Regions from separate parts of the Homo sapiens genome. Here region 1 is linked to region 2. The links are chromatin loops, found by intact Hi-C in ENCODE. Cell type or tissue: Calu3. All regions are shown on one strand. Links, peaks and the distances in the headings refer to the core of each region. The heading gives the core; the rest is flanking DNA.

Region 1 (8,989 bases), core at 2,166-4,665, 68 kb after region 2:
CTATCCCTCCCTTCCTCCAACTTTGTTTTACCTCTTCTCTTCTTTATTCACCTCCACTCTCATGACCATCTTTGAAATCAACCAAATATGGAACTTAAATACAGCATTTTAGATATTCATATTTGTAGAAAATAATTTTATACTTGCAGCTCTTAATTTTAAAAGCATATAAGTTTGCATATCTCTTTCTTAAAAGAGAATTCAAGGCCAACAACTTAAATTTTACTTCTGACAGGATTTTTTATTGTTTTCTATAGGTCAGTGAGCCTGAATAGACAAAATATTTCCTAGCAAAGCCCTCATATTTAATATTATGTGAATTTAAAGTTTTTAAATCATAATTGTAAAATAAATATTTAATAACTCCTTTACAGATAGACTTTCTTCTAAGTTGTGCTAATTTGGTGGTGTTTTGTTGTATAAATATACTGGTTATATTAACATAAATACAATAATCTAAATGTAGCATAATTTTTAAAATGAGTTTCTCTATATTTATTTTTTAATTTTTTAATTTTTAATTTTTGTAGAGATTGGGTTTCGCCATGTTGCCCAGGCTACTCTCGAACTCCTGGGCTCAAACAATCCTCCCGCCTCAGCCTCCCAAAGTGTTGGGATTTCAGGCATGAGCCACCATGCCCAGTCGAGTTTTGCTTATATTTAATTTATTTCATTTACACTTAATTTTGTAGCTGAAAATAGGTTTTGAGGAACCTGAAGCCTTAAAGTAAGAATGTTGAAGAAGAGGACCAGTTCTCCAAGGCAGAAAACGCTATTACAAAAAGTAGTATGATTCTTCTAGGCATTGTGTCCCTGAGATCAGGGGCTAAACCAATTTTTTTTAGACACTCCCTATCTAACATCTATAAATCTAGGAACTGGAATTGGAAGTGGAAGAGTCTATGTATAGGAAACATGTTATTGTATTATTTTTTCACATGATGCCATCTTCTATCTATGTGCCAAGTGGAAAATGTCACTGGAAGTGTTTCTTGGCCAAATATAACTCTGTTCTGGGAAACTACTTCCTTTATCAACCGCAGGTATCTAGACACATCTTAGAATATACTACAGCTCTCCGAGGAGTGCCCACCATGCTCCTCTGAGCCCAAAAATCAACTCTCAGGAAAAAATTGCAAATTAATCACAAAGGCATCTAGACTAGCATGCATGTTGCTTCTTTTTCTGGCAGATCCCTAACCTGGCCAACCAGCTGGACATGCAGTGTGAGAACTGGGAATGGGAGTATCCTGTAATAGCCAAGCAAGCTGGCTTTTAGAGATCCCCTTATGATTGTCTCATAGGTCTATCACACTTAACATTTTCAAATCAAAACCCAATCCCCAAAACATGTTCTACACTCAGTCTTTCATATGTCAGTAAATAGCACCACCATACCCCAAGGAGTTCAAGTCAAAACTTAGGACTCATTCTGGTTTCCTGTTTACCTTGCTCCCAAAATCCAATTCATCAACAAATCCTAGAGGTTAATTCCTCCTAAATAAATCCTGAATTTTACCATCACCACTGATATCATCCTCATCCAAGCCACCATCATCATTTACCTGGACTTTTGCAAAGGATTCCTGTTTTCACTATTGCCCTTCCATACTCCATCCTCTATCCAGCAGATAGAATCATCTGTTAAAAACAGAAATAAGTCCATATCTCTCCTTTGCTTACTCCAGCCCCATCCATAGTCTCCCACTGTAATTAGAACATAACCAACAGTTGTGCCATACCCTGTGAAACCCCATATGATCTGGCCTTTCTCCACCTCTACGGTCTCACCTCTTACCTTTCACCCTTTTATTCAGTTCATTTCAACTACATTGTACTTTTTTCTCCTATCTCATTAACCTGCACACCATGCTCATTTGCACTCAGAGCCTTTGGATTGCTGTTCCTTCTACCTGATGTGGTTTTCCCCAGGCCTTCTCATAGCTGTGTCCTCATAATCCAAGTTTCAGCTTAGTTATCATCTCCTCAGAGGAGCCTTTCTATCCCTCCTCTCCCTATTAAACGTTTTAGAATTACATAAATTTTTAAAAATTATGTGCATCTATTCCAGCTTTCTTTTGATTAGTAAAGATTTAAAAAATAGAATTATGTGCATCCATTTTTTCTTTCTTTTTTTTTTTTTTTTTTAGACAATATCACTTTGTCACCCAGGCCGGAGTGCAGTGGCATGATCTCGGCTTACTACAACCTTTGCCTCCCAGCTCAAGCAACTCACATGCCTCAGCCTCCCAAGTAGCTGGGACTGCAGGCGTGTGCCACCTCACCTGGCTAATTTTTGTGTTTTGTTTTTAGTAGAAATGGGGTTTTGCCTTGTTACCCAGGCTGATCTCAAACTCCTGGCCACAAGTGATCTGCCCACCTTGGACTCCCAAAGTGCTGCGATTACAGGCATAAGCCACTGCACCTGGCCAGTGTGCATCTATTATTTTGATATTTTAAGTTAAAGTAAAAACAAATATATAAATAAAATAGCCTCTCTAGTCACTATTATATCACTTTGCTTAGTTTTCTCCATTGAAGAAATTATCTCAAATTATTTTCTTTATGTGTCTACTTGTGTATCCTGTGTTTCTCACTACAATGTAAGCTACATTAAAGAGGGGATTTGCTTTAGTGACCCCAAGACTGCTAACCTCATGTCCTATCATGTATCCCAGCACCTTCAAAGTCTTTTGTACATTGTAGACTCTCAATAAATATTTGTTAAATGAGTAGATTTCAGTTATCCAAGAGACAGGCAGTGTTCTTTTGGCTGATGCTTATATGCATTCACTTGAAAAGAGTATTGTAACAAAATTTGTTCAAGTTGGATTTTGTTTGCATATTAAGATACTACTGCTGATACCCATGCATATGGAATGGGTCTTTGATACAAGTGAGAAATTGCCAACACTCATTTACAGCCTATTAATAAATGGGCTTTATCCTATAGATTAGTATCTATGTCCCTGTCAACATGGCAGTGGTAAAGTTCACATCAAAGTAAAAATTGAAAAACAAAATTAATGTTAATTTGGATTTAAAAGCTCATACCTGAGTTCTGCTTTCAAGGCAGTGAGGAACTGTGGGGAACTGTCTGGAACTGTTGATGCTGCAGGTGAAGCTAGAACATGAGAATGCTATAGGCTGGTTTGTAGCACAATGAAAATGGAAGAATAAGAGGTAAGGCCAGTTGCCCGGAGACTCCAAATAAGAAACATGGTTATGAGGAAGTGGTTTAGAATTAGGGCTTTGAAAAATAATAGCTGTCATTGATTGAGTGCCTACTATGTGTGAGGCCATTCTCCATAATCCTTACGGAAACTCCTAAGCTAGGTATTATCTCTCCATTTTACAAATGAGTAAGCTGAAGTTCAGGAGGTTAAATGACTGCCAAACCATACAGTTATGTAAAAAGTGGAGCAATGATTTAAACTAGATTTTTCAAATCCTAAAGCTGACATGCTTTCCACTGTACCACAATGTCTTCCTTTGTACTGGTGCACTCCATTTATTTCTGTGATTCCTGACACCAATTTTAGGGCCTGGGACAGCATCCTAATGGAATCATGCCTAGCTGGATAGCAAATGCCTCTGCTGCCAGTAGAGGGGCAACTTAAGAGAAAGGTCCAAGCCAAATTGGATCCAAGAGTTTCTGACTAAGCAGGTTTCAAACCTCCTGCTCACACCTCTTCCTCCTCACTTTCTTTCCCAACATCCTCCCACGGCTCACCTCTACCTCTGTCCACTGGAGACACCATCCTCCAGGTGCTAATAAGAAAGCTACTCTGACCATGGAAAAAGGGAAAGAGGCAGCTCAGCAAAATCACTGCTGAGAGCCTGGGCAGGCTTAGGCAATGTGATCTGAAGAGCTGAAGTGTGCAGCCCACAGAGAGAAAGAATTGGATAAAATACAAAACTAAAGAAGAGGATAAACCTAAGAGGAAAATCTTCCTGACAGAGATGAATTAGTTACGGGACTAACTCCGCAAAGGAAGAGATTGGGCTCCGTTCCCTGAGGCTCCCTGAGCAGAAACCATGTTACAGAGAACAAGTAGGGGGGTTGTGGTTAGCAGGGACATCAATGACTAATAGGTGCTTTCCACCTCTGAGTTTTATGAAGATGAGTGGAGTCTTTTTGAATAGAGAAAGAAATGAAAATAATAATTAACATGGAGAGATGGGGCTGACTAAAGCATGGCAAAGATAAACAGGAATGAGGCTGTTGGCCCTCGTAGTGAGTGTGGAAAATCATTTCTTCCAATTGGGAGAGGCAGAGGTGATCAGTTCAGAGGTTTAAATTCAGAGTCCAGGCTCTGTCACTTACTGATTATCTGAGCAAATTAGTTAGCCTTTCTAAGCTACAAAATAGGAAAAATACACTATTTTTCAGATTATTTCTCACTGCAGATTAGGAGTAATGCCATTGAAAAGGTTCTTATGAAGATTAAATGAGACAACTCATGTAAACAACAGTATCTACTTAGCATGAAGTAAGCACTCAAATGACAGTAATTATTATTGGAATATGGCTTCGTGTGGAGGGGGAAATAGAGCTGGGCAATTATTATCAAGGTCACCATATGGGGATAATTTTTCCCTTTGGACTTAATGATGGCATCTCCTTGGTTTAATTATTTGCTGTGTTGGTAGCTCACATCCTCTCTACTGACTTGGCTTTCAGCTCACGGGAAGATGAAGCCCAAATACAATAGATACCAAGGCAAGCTTGCCAAAGAGCAGCTCAACCCATACTGGTACTCTGAGTCATTCTAAGGATAAAGCCGCCTCTCCATGGAGAAGGATATTGTACACAGGAGATAATACTAATGACACCGTCCATTTACTTAGTCTCTTACAGTTTACAAAGCACTCTTACCTGGGAAGGGTTACTATCTTCATTTTATAGATGAGGAAACAGAGACTTAGAGAGGTGAAGCAACTTGATTAAGGTTGCATAGATAATTGGTTGTGAGGATTCACTCCCAGCTCCTCTGACATCATGTCTGGGGGCTCTTTTATACCACAAGATGCTGCAGGGAACATGAACAGGTACCAGATTAGGAGGCTAGTTGCTTTCAATCATAAAAACAGTGAATTTAGGAACAGGAAGAAGCTTTCAGATGACCTAATACTGTGGTTTTAGATTGTGTCCAGGGGTCTAGTAGGCGGTGGAGGGAGCCAAGCAGGAGGCGGGATCAGCTTTTATCAATTAAATTCATCAGATTTTAATTTGATGAAATTAAAAAGAAAAAGAAAGTTGGAAAAACCTAATCTAGTTCAACTAACTGTCTCATTTCCCCAAGAAGGATATTGAGGCCCAGAAGGGTTAAGTAACTTATCCAAATCAGAGCTAAGACTAGCATAGCACTCAGTCCTCAGTCACCTGCATATTTGATAAGCATGTCATAAATGTCCTCATTCTCCAAATATTTTCCTTTGATTACCTCAAGCAAGTCACTTACATGTAATAATCAAATCATTGAAGAGAAATTAGCTCTGGTGTGAGTCTCTTCTGATGACACCATGTGACCTTGGAATAGTCGATTGATCTCTGGACCCTCAGCTTTTCTATAGGTAAAATGGGGATCATAATTTCTGTCTAGACTCTCAGTGGGGCTGTTGTGATGAATGTAAAAGAAAAGACCATATGGAAGTTCATAGAGTTCTTCCTGGGAAGGAGACTCAGCAAGTTCAATGTCTTATTCTTTATCAATACCTACCAAGAATGTCACTGCTTCTAAGATGATATCTGCAATTTACCATTCTCATTTATTTGTCATTCTTTACTCAAAAAGGCAATGAGGTTTGTAACCATGTCAGTACTACTGGTTTGTGAAAAAGTCTCAGAAAGTTCTTATCACGTTGGCTTTCTGATAAGACTTTTTGATTTCTACTACTTACATGTGGAAAGTAAATCATTTTAGGTTAAACACCTTTCCTTCTAGACAAGTGACAGAGGCAGATGTCACTCAGGGTGTTGTAGCAAGCCTGGGGAGCTCATAGCCAGATGAGATCACAGGACTTGTGTGCAGGGTACAGAGTTTGGAACTCTCCCACCTAACTGGCAGTTTCTCCTCCTTCGACAAGGAATACTAAGAAGATATTATCACAAACTCTTAGGCAGATCTTGAAAACAGTCTAATTTGTTTGTGACCTTAGCCAAATTCTTGATCTCTCTAAGCTTCAGTTTTCTCACCCGTATCATGTACACTTTCCACCTCACAGGGTTGTCAAGGATCAAAAGAGAGAACACAGGGTGTTTTTGAAATTGTTGAGCATCTACTAACTAAAAGGATTGTTATTTTTAAGAATGTGTAAATTATTGCAATTATTTATAACATGCATTTCAATTAAATACTTTCAATTTGTTAGAAATACCCACTTGGATAGATCAAATACTAAGGTTGAAGAGAAACAGTGTTTTAATGTATTCTGGTCTCTATGTAGAAAGTAAAATGGTAATACTGAGCCAGACGGAGTTAGAGCTAGGGAGCCAGTTAGCCCCTTGCTTGGCATCATCATAAGACAAGAAATACTTTCATGTTTTCATTAAGGACATTTTAAATTTAAAAAGAAGAAATTTTAAAAGCCTTTACCAAAATTCTGGGTTCCCCAAATTTCTAACTACATCCCTTAGAGAACAGCATTTCTTTGCTTATCCGTGTTGATACTTTAAAAAATCTAGACCTAGTTTCCATTATGCAGACAGCCCAGGCACAGAAGCCAACCAGTATTTTAAGACTGCAATGTTTACTAATGGATGTCTGGCTAGAAACAGTGTTGGCAGAATCCTGGCAGAGGCATTTACTCTCACTAATGATGTGGAACAGGGCTGCATAATTATGTCCACTTGTATTAAGTCTACCTAAGACTGTGATGTTTTGTAGTGGAACCAGAAACAAGCATCCCAAAAACTCCTGGGATTTTCCTGCAAGAGGCATTACATCAGAACTGGTTCAAGGCCAGGCACGGTAGCTCATGCCTGTAATCCCAACACTTTGGGAGTTCGAGGTGGGGGATCACTTGAGGTCAGGAGTTTGAGACCAGCCTGGCCAACATGGTGAAACCCCATCTCTACCAAAAAAGACAAAAATTAGCTGGGCGTGGTGGCAGGTGCCTGTAATCCCAGCTACTCGGGAGGATAAGGGGGGAGAATTGCTTGAACCCAGGAGGTGGAGGTTGTAGTAAGCCGAGACCATGCCACTGCACTGTAGCCTGGGCGACAGAGTGAGACCCTGTCTCAGATAAATAAATAAATTAATTAAATAAATAAATAAATAAATAAATAAAATTTTAAAAAATCATAAAGAACTGGTTCAAACATTCTCACAGTCTTTGCCCAGCCATTGATTTCATTTAAGGCCTTCTTCACAAAAATGACTTCACGGAGTACAGAGATCAGAATGCTTAGCAGAAAATTTTGGGACGTAAAGACAGTATATACCATACATGGACTATCCCAGGCCAGGAAAAACCTATTAAACATTTCCTTGGAAACAATATGAGGTACTTTTCTTGCACATATACAAATGTAGAAGGACACTTAATCTATCCCCTGCTCCCTGCTCCAGGAAAGCTATTGAAGTTATACATCATCATTTTCTTTCCTAGCTGTACCTGGGACTAGAAGCATCAGCAGTTATTCATCAGCAAGAAAGAAGGACAATTACATTCCTTGGGACTGCCTGGACACTATTCTCATGGAGAGTAATTTCTGCCTACTAAAAGAGGTAGATTCCAAACTTAGGTACGTGAGAAATCATTTGGTATTTAATAGAACTCAAGTCATCCACATAGCCCTAGAAAATGATAATTAATAAGGAGCTATGCATTGAAAATGAATAACAGTAAGCCTTTAAAATGAAAACCCTTAGAATAAAGGAATAGCTGTTGTTATTATTATGTTAGTATTACTTAGTATTAAAAAGGTCAAGATAGTGTCATCAGATTTCTTTTCCATCTACATAATTCCTAGACCTCCAGAGAATCTTCATGTCATTTTCTGAAATGGAATGCTGCTTCAAAAATTTTGGAAATAAACCCTAAAACGAGGACACTAAAGAAGCATTGATTTTTGCAAATTACTATTAAATAATATCTTTATCCCATATTAATAATTTAACCACAATGTTTGTCAAATAACCTAAAAATTTGGCTACTTTAGAAAATATCCAGTATCATCTGAAACCAAATATTAGGGTTTCAAAAGAGTTGGAACTTGGATCTGGGGTAAGAAAAAGTACCATGTCCCTGCCTGCCTCCCTTCCTTCCTTCCTCTCTCTTTTCCTTTCTTCTATTCATCCTTTCTTTTTTCATACTTCTGGCCTTTTGGTGCCCCTTATCTATATCTAGGGTAACATTTCAGTGGAAGAGATTCTAGAAACAAACAATGTGTGGCATTCAAATATAGAGAGTTATTTGCAAGGCAAGATGTAGTTTCTGCCACTCATATGAATCCTCTGTCAAGATGTTTGTCCCTCAGTTGTTGATGCAGATAGTCAAAGATTATCCCTTTAATCTTTAACATTGTCAAAGTTAATATATACCCTTTACTTTTCAACACTGTCAATGTTAATATAAACCTTTTAATTTTTAACATATTCAAAGTTAATATAAACCCCATTAATGCTTCTCAGGTGATCAAACACAGGAATGATCACTATGAACTAGTTGTATCAGTAGTTTTTCCATTCGGTAGCTGGTACATATTTGGGGGTATGATATCGTCAAAAGTCATAGTGATAACTGCCCTTAGTTATAGTATTTTTAATACAAAATAATATCACCTTTATTATTTCATTTGAGACTCCCATAGACCACTGCTTGCTACTCCAGAAACTGTTCCCAATTGTGTCTGCCATTTCATGCCCTCTCCTGAGTACTGCTGCTCCCTCTCCCCTGAGTTTTATTCTCTACTCCTTCCTTTATCCTTTTAAGTATAGTTAACACAGGCTATTATGTTTAACACACTGTACTAAATGTATTA
Region 2 (8,989 bases), core at 3,979-6,478:
TCAATTTTAAATTTATCAGAAATACAAGACAATAAAAAGCTACTTAATGGAATAAAAACTCATCACTTAATATAAGAATTAAAAATTTTATTTAAACAATAAGAAAACAAACTGAAAGTATTACAGTGCTCCAACATGAAAAAATAACATATTCATGGTATAAATTACATTCTCTTCTTTGAAGATCTTAAATTTCACAATGACAACCCCACCTATAGGAAAGAAAACATATTAAGTATCAAGTAATTTAAGAACAAATGCCAAAATTACAAACACTTTTTTGTATTACATGCTAAGAACTTACTAACTGTTCGTTAGCCCAGTTAAATATCATCAGGACTCTCAAAAAAAAAAAAAAATCTAGTACTGGATCAGAAAAATACAGAAACCTCATTTCCTAAGCAAAATGAAAGTCAACTAACAATACATTGAGAATACTACTTACCTCCACCAATGCTGTGAACCCAAGCAGGGTCCAGAGTGGGGGCAGAAAAATTCTCCTTTCTTTCCAACAAGACAGGGAAAAAGAAACCAACAACTGAGAGGCTCTGCAAGTGCAGATCAGAGTACTATAAAGGAAAAAACATTTATGGTATAATATCTATAATTATTTATAGATAATTCTGGAGAGGTTAAAGGAATTGGGACTAAGTCTGGAGAAAAGTACGTTATTAGTTAGGAATGACCAACCGTCCTGGTTTTGCTGGAACAGTCCTGGTTCACACCTGTTGTCCAGGGTCCCATTCAGATAGCACACCCTTTCACTCTTAAAAGTGACCCAAGTTTGGATGACATATTACACATCACCTTAGTTATAAGCACACTAATAAAAGTTTACATGTAGCTAAGAAATTAATACACTACCAGTAGCAGCTATTCACAGTGCATTTGCATTTTCCTTTTATGAGTGCTATATTCTAGTTCTTAGCCTCCTTAAAACACAAACATGCTTCTATTCTGCCTACTTTGCCCTCTAACCCCTCTACCCATGACCATTTTTAACAATAATCTCTGCTTCTGTTTTTTTCACCCCGGGAAACTCATCTAATTTCTTAACCTCAAAGAAAATCTCTATGCAAATCATTCACAAATTTCTTCTCAGAAAAATCAATCTAAGGTCTTCTGGGGGAGTTAGAGACATTAGAATTTTTCACCTCTGTGTCCAAAAACATCTCACGTTTAAAAAACAAGAACATGGTCTCAACTATAACCTAAATGTCCCATTTTTGTTTTAATTAATAACACTCATTCTTAACTTTGTTAAATTCTCAGGAATCCTGTCTCTTTGTATCTTCCACAATGTGACACAGCGCCTTATACATGTGTTCATATGACAGCATAAATATTTGTGGATTTGTAAGTGAAACAAAGGCTCATTTCTCCACTCATAAGATCCAGGAGACAGAAGTAAGGGTAACAGCGAAAAAGCCTTCCCTGTAGGTAGGTTAAAGTTTTTCGTTAAGAGCCAAACCCATGTCTAAATTAAGTAGGAATCCAGAAGATTTTTCATCTCTTCTCTTAAAAATTTTTAAATTCTGCCCAGTCACAGGGAATAATGGATTGCAGTTAGACTCTCTGCCAGAGGCTCCCTCACTCAGAAAACACAAGTTCCGTTCCATGTCCCCAATGCACACAGAACAACGAGAATCTTTATATTCCACTTTCATGAAGCTTTGCAAACCTCAGTAAGAACAAACAGAAATCCCATTTATTCTAGTATTAACTGCATACTATAATACGCCAATAGTGTCTTAGGAGTTAGAAATATACAATAGTGGACAAAGTTTCTATTATCACGGAGCTTATATACTAATGGGAGGAATGTAATCAGTAAACAAATGAACAAATAGATGGTGGCAAGTGCTAAAAATTTCTTAGCTCTTGGAAGGGATGGAGCTATGTGTTTGAGGGAGGTTGCTAGGAAGGAGCCCCACATAAAATGACTTTTAAGAATTATGGCAACAGTGGTAGTGTGTCACCAGTGGCCTGGAGGCCTATGGAACTGACCATCATGATCAACTACCACCTTCCACATAGTGAGTAAGTGTGAAGGCCTCCCATTCATTCTATATCTCACATGTCTGCTCCACCTGTGCCAAACCAAAGACACATCAAACGGGATCGTCTCTTGGTAATTTTGCAAAGCCTCTAGTTTTACGTATATAGTACCAGACGGTGGAAATCTCATTTATTTATTCACATGCTTCACAATTAAAACAATCTGATCACTTTAAGTGACTCAAAATTACACGAGCCATTTATTACACGATTAAGTGACGTAACTGTAGCTAGTAAGCATGTGAAGACCCTGTAAGCCAGGGGTTCCCAACCCCCAGGCCGTGGACCATTACTGGCTCATGACCTGTTAGGAACTGGGCCACACAGTAGCTGGTGAGCTAGGAAGCATTACTGCCTGAGCTCTGCCTCCTATCAGATCAGCAGGGGCATTAGATTCTCATAGGAGCGCGACCCCTATTGTGAACTGCACATGCAAGGGATCTAGGCTGTGCACTCCTTATGAGAATCTAATGCCTATGATCGAGGTGGAACAGTTTCATCCCGAAACCATCCCTCCACACACCCCCTGCCAGTCTGTGGAAAAACTGTCTTCCATGAAACCACTCCTTGGTGCCAAAAAGGTTGGGGACCGTTGCTGTAAGCCACTGAGTAACAAGTGAAAGCCATTTCTGAAAAATCATTTTTCAAACTGCTGGAAACCAACTGCAGTAATGGCGGATGTAGCACCAAATAATAACCTATCTACATGGCTTTAAATTTTGAAATAATACTCTCTAAGTGGAAAATATGAGCAATTTTAATACATTATTAATATATCACTATAAAATAAAGCCATTAATAAATCACTACAAAATAAAGCCAGAGTTATTTTTCCTAATAAGTTTAATATTACGCCTTTAAGTTTCTACAAGAAGGAAAAATCACCAGGATTATTCTACAAGAAGAAATAATCACCAGGACAAAAAATATCTCTATCCTCATACACCTCATAACCATACACCTGTTCTTATAAGATTCCTAGAAGGGTACAGTGGTATGCACCTGTAGTCCCAGCCACTCAGGAGGTTGAGGTGGGTGGATCACTTCAGCCCAAGAGTTTGAGGCTGTAGTATGCAATGATGACAACTGTGAATAGCCACTGAACTCCAGCCTAGGCAACATAGTGAGACCCTGTCTTGAAATTCAAAAAAAAAAAAAAAAAAAAAAAAAAGACTCCATATAACCCACATTCACCTATTTCCTATTTCTCAGCACTAAAAAGTCTGACAATTTTACTTCCTGACAAATGTCTTTCTTAAAAGGAATTATAAAATTTTATATAGATCTATATTTATACAATATCCCATTTATTTTCAAAACCACATTCTATCTATGAATGGATATATGAAGAGTCTCCTAAATTTCTTAAAGAGTGTATCTTTATCCTGGCTTGTGTGAGAAAGTAATATACATTTTAAGTGGTCTAGACAAGTAGGAAGGGAAATTTAATCATCTTTCTCCCATCATTCTACAGTACCAATCTTTCACCAACTTTTTTTTGCTATGATGCCAAACGATCTTCAAATAAACCTTCTACCCAACCACAGCTTTTCAAGTTAATCTCTTCCTAAACTTGACAAACACTGGAGAATGTTAACTAGTTTTTACTTTCATTGCTACATTAGATACTCTCCAGAGTGACTGGGATTGGCAGGTATCTTGTTTTTAACTCTTTCTACAAGATATTTCATTAAAGTTAATTTCTCCCATTAAAAATCTTCTGGCTCACATTTATTTGATAGTCTGTCCTAAGAGCTATTCATTTTCAATATCTGCTTCAAATACTGATAATGAAGATTTTAATTTGCCATCACTGAAGTTCTGCTCTAGACTCTCTGGCTTCCATGCATGGTCCCATCCATTTCCATGTGCTACAACTGTACTATAACAAGACTAACCAACACATCAGAATGAGCAAAAAAAATCTAGAATCAAATTCGAGATTCATGATTCACCATTGTGATTTCAGGCATGTTAATTAGTCACTCAGTTTCCATTTCAACATTTAAAAAATAGGACTAATACTTAATTTTCACAACATCTTGGCTTAGTAAGGTGATATATTTAGGGTATTTTAAAAGTACCCTAAAGCTTTAAAGCATCATTACAAATATTTTCATTTCTTTCTTACCATCATTTTGTATTGATGTTTTCCCTCATTTTAGGAGACAACTCCTCTATCACCTTTCCAATACACTGTCATGAAAATAGCTCAAACTCAATTACTGCTGCAAAACCTTCATTATCTAATGCCCAATTTCTTCATCAACTGGGAAGTGTTACCATAGATCCTTGCACTCAATCTTAAGAGTGGCAAAATCTTTATAATGCACATATGATTTCTTTCTTTCTTAATAAAGACAGGGTCTTACTCTGTCACCCAGACTGGAGTAGCTGGGACTACAGGTACATGCCAGCACATGCAGCCAATTTTTAAATTTTCTGTAGATACAAGGTCTCACTATGTTGCCCAGGCTGGTCTCAAACTCCTGGCCTTAAGTGATCCTCCCACTTTGGCCTCCCAAAGTGTTGGGATTACAGGCATGAGCCACCGTGCTTGGCCAAGATTTCTTTATACATTACAAAATTCTTTCATATCCTTAGTCTTCCAATTTAACAACAGCCTTGTGCCAAGGCAAGGAATGCTCTATTATAATATCTCTATTGCAAAGATTTAAATACTTGTCTAAAGTAGCACAAACTAGTGGCTGTGTTGGAACTACATTTTTCAAACAGTAACCTTTCCACTAGCAGGATAGATGAAGACACACATCCACAACACACACACACTCTACCCCCATTTCCATGTGGTCTGAGTGAGACTTATCATTTTCTCTAATTACTCTAAACTGCACACATTTTCACAAATTCAGTGTTGTGTTTAGTTCTCACAAATCTAATTCCTAGTATACACAGTAGGCCACCTCTTGTCTGGTTTAGTATAATCCTCATTGGCATAATCATCTTCTTTGTGGCTACAATGAACTAAAGTTGACAGACTATGAGGAAAGCGACACATTATTCAACTCAAGTTCACAAGTTGCGAAAGTTCTGGGCATTGCCCATTTCCAAATGACTCAAACTGCAAGCCTTAATTTATAAGCAAGTTTAAAGAAGCCAAGAATGTCAGAGAACAAACTAAATCAACTCACTAGATTTTAGGTGAACAGGTCTTATATGATGTTACATGAGAAGAACACAAAGCAATTTTCCAGTCATCTTTTGCCCTAGAGATGTAATTACTATCAATTCTAAGTAATAGCAGAAGGGGTAAACTACGTTAAAAGGGGCCTCAACAGTTATAACACATTCTTGGTTAGTCATTAAGTTATGAAAATATAACTCTGATGAAGAAAGTCAAAGAAAAATCAATTCTAGATTAAGTCTATAAGCCCAAGGACAGGAAGCAACTTATTAGTAAGTTTCTCTCTTAAAACGTTTCCGGCTGGGTGCAGTGGCTCACACTCGTAATACCAGCACTTTGGGAGGCTGAGGCGGGCAGATCACCTGAGGTCAGGAGTTTGAGACCAGCCTGGCCAACATGGTGAAACCTCGTCTCTACTAAAAATATAAAAAATTAGCCGGGCATGGTGGCGGGCACCTGTAATCCCAGCTACTTGGGAGGCTGACGCAGGAGAATCTCCTGAACTCGGGAGGCAGAGGCTGCAGTGAGCCGAGATCCCGCCACTGCACTCCAGCCTGGGCAACAAGGCCAAAACTCCGTCTCAAAAAAAAAAGGTTTCCAATCTCCTGATGCGAAGCAATGGTTCTCTCCTTGCACTGCACCTTCATGCAGTCAAGGAGTATCTTAGTATCCCAAGCTGCTCTATAAATAGCTTTCTAACTTAGCTGCCAGTTGCAATTCTATAGCTAATTTTTAAGTTAGTACCTATGGCTGTTTTTCATTGCCACTCAGCTATGTCAGGCAGTGTTTCTAGGTTAGGCTACTACAGAAACCACTTGAAGATAGTGCCTTGATCCACTCTAGGTCACCAAGTCAAAACAGTATTTTGCAAGAATACGATGAACAAAAATAAATGAGGGTTTATACTCTATAAAGTCTAAGACTTTATATTAAATTGATAGCCAACACAAATTCCAAACCTGACAACAAATACACAAATACATAGTTCTGTGAAGAAAAATTACTAAAGCTAATGTTAATAAAAGAAAAATAGGCCGGGTGCAGTGGCTCACACCTGTAATCCCAGCACTTTGGGGGGCTGAGGCGGGCAGATCACAACATCAGGAGGTCGAGACCATCCTGGCCAACATGGTGAAATCCCAGCTCTACTAAAAATACAAAAATTAGCCGGGCGTGGTGGCGCATGCCTGTAATCTCAGCTACTCGGGAGGCTGAGGCAGGAGAATCGCTTGAACCTGGGAGGCAGAGGTTGCGGTGAGCCAAGATATAGCACCACTGCACTTCAGCCTCCTGGGGAGTAAGAGTGAAACTCCGTCTCAAAAAAAAAAAAAAAAAAAAAAATTACTGCCTGCTAAACTGTAACTTTTCAGTCATTAAACAGCTGGTTTTACTTCAATAAGGAAATGTACAAATGGGAATAAGGATAATGTGGGTATATCTTCCAATTCTGAAAATGGGAGGCAAAGTGACCACGTAAAGAACAAATCAGAGGGCCGGGTGCGGTGGCTCCCACCTGTAATCCCAGCACTTTGGAAGACCAAGGCGGGTGGATCACATGAGGCTAGGAGTTCCAGACCAGCCTGACCAACATGGCAAAAGCCCGTCTCTACTAAAAATACAAAAATTAGTCAGGCACGGTGGGTGCACACCTATAATCCCAACTACTTGGGAGGCTGAGGCATGAGAATCACTGGAACCCAGTGCAGTGAGCTGAGATTGTGCCACTGCACTGCAGCCTGGGTGACAAAGCAAGACTGTCTCAAAAAAACAAACAAAAAAAAACATAAATCAGATCTTTACTCCGGTTCCATACCAAAAGATCAAATGCAACTATCCAGTTAACTTATTTTATCTTTGATATTCAGTTTTAACACACAAATTCATTGCAGAGCAACCCACTCCATTTTGTATGTATCAATAAATCTTCACACTGATCTTATATCTCAAAACCAGACAAATTCCCCCATGACAGCTCGCCTGAAATAAAGCCAGTAACTGTTAATTGGAGAAATTCATTTTCTTTTATTTTCCCTTTTTTTTTCCTTTTCCCTGAGAAAGAGTCTCACTCTGTCACCCAGGCTGGAGTGCAGTGGCGCAATCTCGGGGTTTCATCATATTGGCCAGGCTGGTCTCAAACTCCTGACCTCAGGTGATCCACCTGCCTTGGCCTCCCAAAGTGCAGGGGTTACAGGCGTGAGCCACCATGCCTGGCCTCTTTTCTATTCATCTAAGAGAACTGCTACCTTCCAAAATTCTGCCCATCCCCTTCCAAAGATGCAATCTGAAGGTAGATGAACTTAGAGAAGTTAAAAAAAAAAAAAGGTACCAACAATTAAAACGAGTTTGCTAGGTAAAACTACATATTGGACACAACTAAAGATTATTCTAAACTACATCAGGCCAGGTGAGGTGGCTCACGCCTGTGATCCCAGCACTTTAGGAGGTCAACGTGGGTGGATCACCTGAAGTCAGGAGTTCACAACCAGCCTGGCCAACATGGCAAAACCCCATCTCTACTAAAAATAAAATACAAAAATTAGCCAGGCGTAGTGATGAGAGCCTATAATCCCAGCTACTCAGGAGGCTAAGGCAGGATAACTCCTTGAACCCAGGAGGCGGAGGTTGCAGTGAGCAGAGATCGCGCCACTGCACTCCAGCCTGGGCAACAGAGCAAGACTCTGTCTCAAAAAAAAAAAAAAAAAAAAACTATATCAGTAAGTTGCTTAATTTCAAGTCACAAAAGGCCCCCCCAAAAAAAAAGCCAAAAAGAAAGTTCACCCTTTTTTGACAAATAACTCAAAACTAGATGTACATGTACTGCAAGTAAAAGCAAACTTTTCTGGCTCTTAATGGTTGTCACTGGTACACAAAAGTTTATAAGCCAAAAATGTGCAAGCAATTACAGCCACAAAAACTGATGCAGCCTTGACCTATTACAGATTTCTAATATTAAACAGATACATGCAATTCCCCATTCTACAATACATATACACAGCATTCATATAATTTAAGAAACACAGTCCTTCCATCATGCAAATTAAATTAAGGATCCTGGCAACAATAATAATGTTTACATTTCTGTGTTTCTGAAGAATTAAAATGAAGAGATAAAAATAAGGTGAAGCAATTATCCATCAATTCATCACTTAATAATTTTAAGATTATGTCACTGTGGTAGAACATAAATGGTGATGGATTAGTGATGCTCCTTACACACCCTCAGCTGATCCCCCAATATGAACAACAGGCAACACATATAAGACAATTTTTAATAAAGGTAGAAAGAAACTCCCTTTTTTTTACATCCAAGATACACACTGGAAAAAAATTATTTATTGTTATTATTTTTTATGTGATGTGGTCTCGCTATGTTGTACAAGGTGGCCTCAAACTACTGGCCTCAAGAAATACTGCCACCTCAGTCACCTGAGTAGCTGGGACTACAAGGATGCACCAACACACCCAGCTGAAAATTCACATTTTTGTTGCCCATTTCCTCCTAAAACAAGAATCACATAAGACAATGCCACCTATTCCTACCAATGATAATAAGATATGCAAATTCAAACTGTTTTTCAAATAATGATATAGTAGTAAATGGGACAGAATACTCTGATGGAGAATGAAGCAAAGGCTCAGAGAGAAACTGTTTCTGGTATTCGTTTCCAAAGGACCAAGCCTACAACAAAAAAAGCTAAAGGAGCACAATTATAGCATCACAGAATAACAGAGTAAGAAGGTAATTTAGAAAATAAACTATTTTAGTAACAGATTTTTGTGAGGTCA

What was found. A loop is a pair of places that touch in the nucleus more often than their neighbours do. Peaks named below come from ENCODE experiments on the same cell type or tissue, not always from the same donor. Only the 100,000 strongest peaks of a DNase experiment are listed, where the experiment ranks them.
Region 1: a loop joins it to region 2, with 3 times the contacts of the local background. A loop is called at or near these places in 6 of 110 quality-filtered maps.

What each region holds. Positions count from the first base shown.
Region 1 is chr11:86,112,454-86,121,442 of GRCh38, forward strand. No RefSeq gene overlaps it. Among named protein-coding and RNA genes, the nearest start is that of PICALM, 48 kb to the left of the region's middle. RefSeq lists an enhancer at 3,837-4,306. In Calu3, for the core only: no CTCF peak of the experiment used is centred there; DNase peaks (open chromatin) are centred at 3,708 and 4,038.
Region 2 is chr11:86,042,317-86,051,305 of GRCh38, forward strand. All of the region lies in intron 1 of PICALM (phosphatidylinositol binding clathrin assembly protein), which reads right to left. LOC124902730 (a long non-coding RNA gene) reads right to left here. Exons shown (of 2, transcript XR_007062822.1): 1 at 446-8,989; 2 at 73-212. Among named protein-coding and RNA genes, the nearest start is that of PICALM, 22 kb to the right of the region's middle. In Calu3, for the core only: no CTCF peak of the experiment used is centred there; no DNase peak of the experiment used is centred there.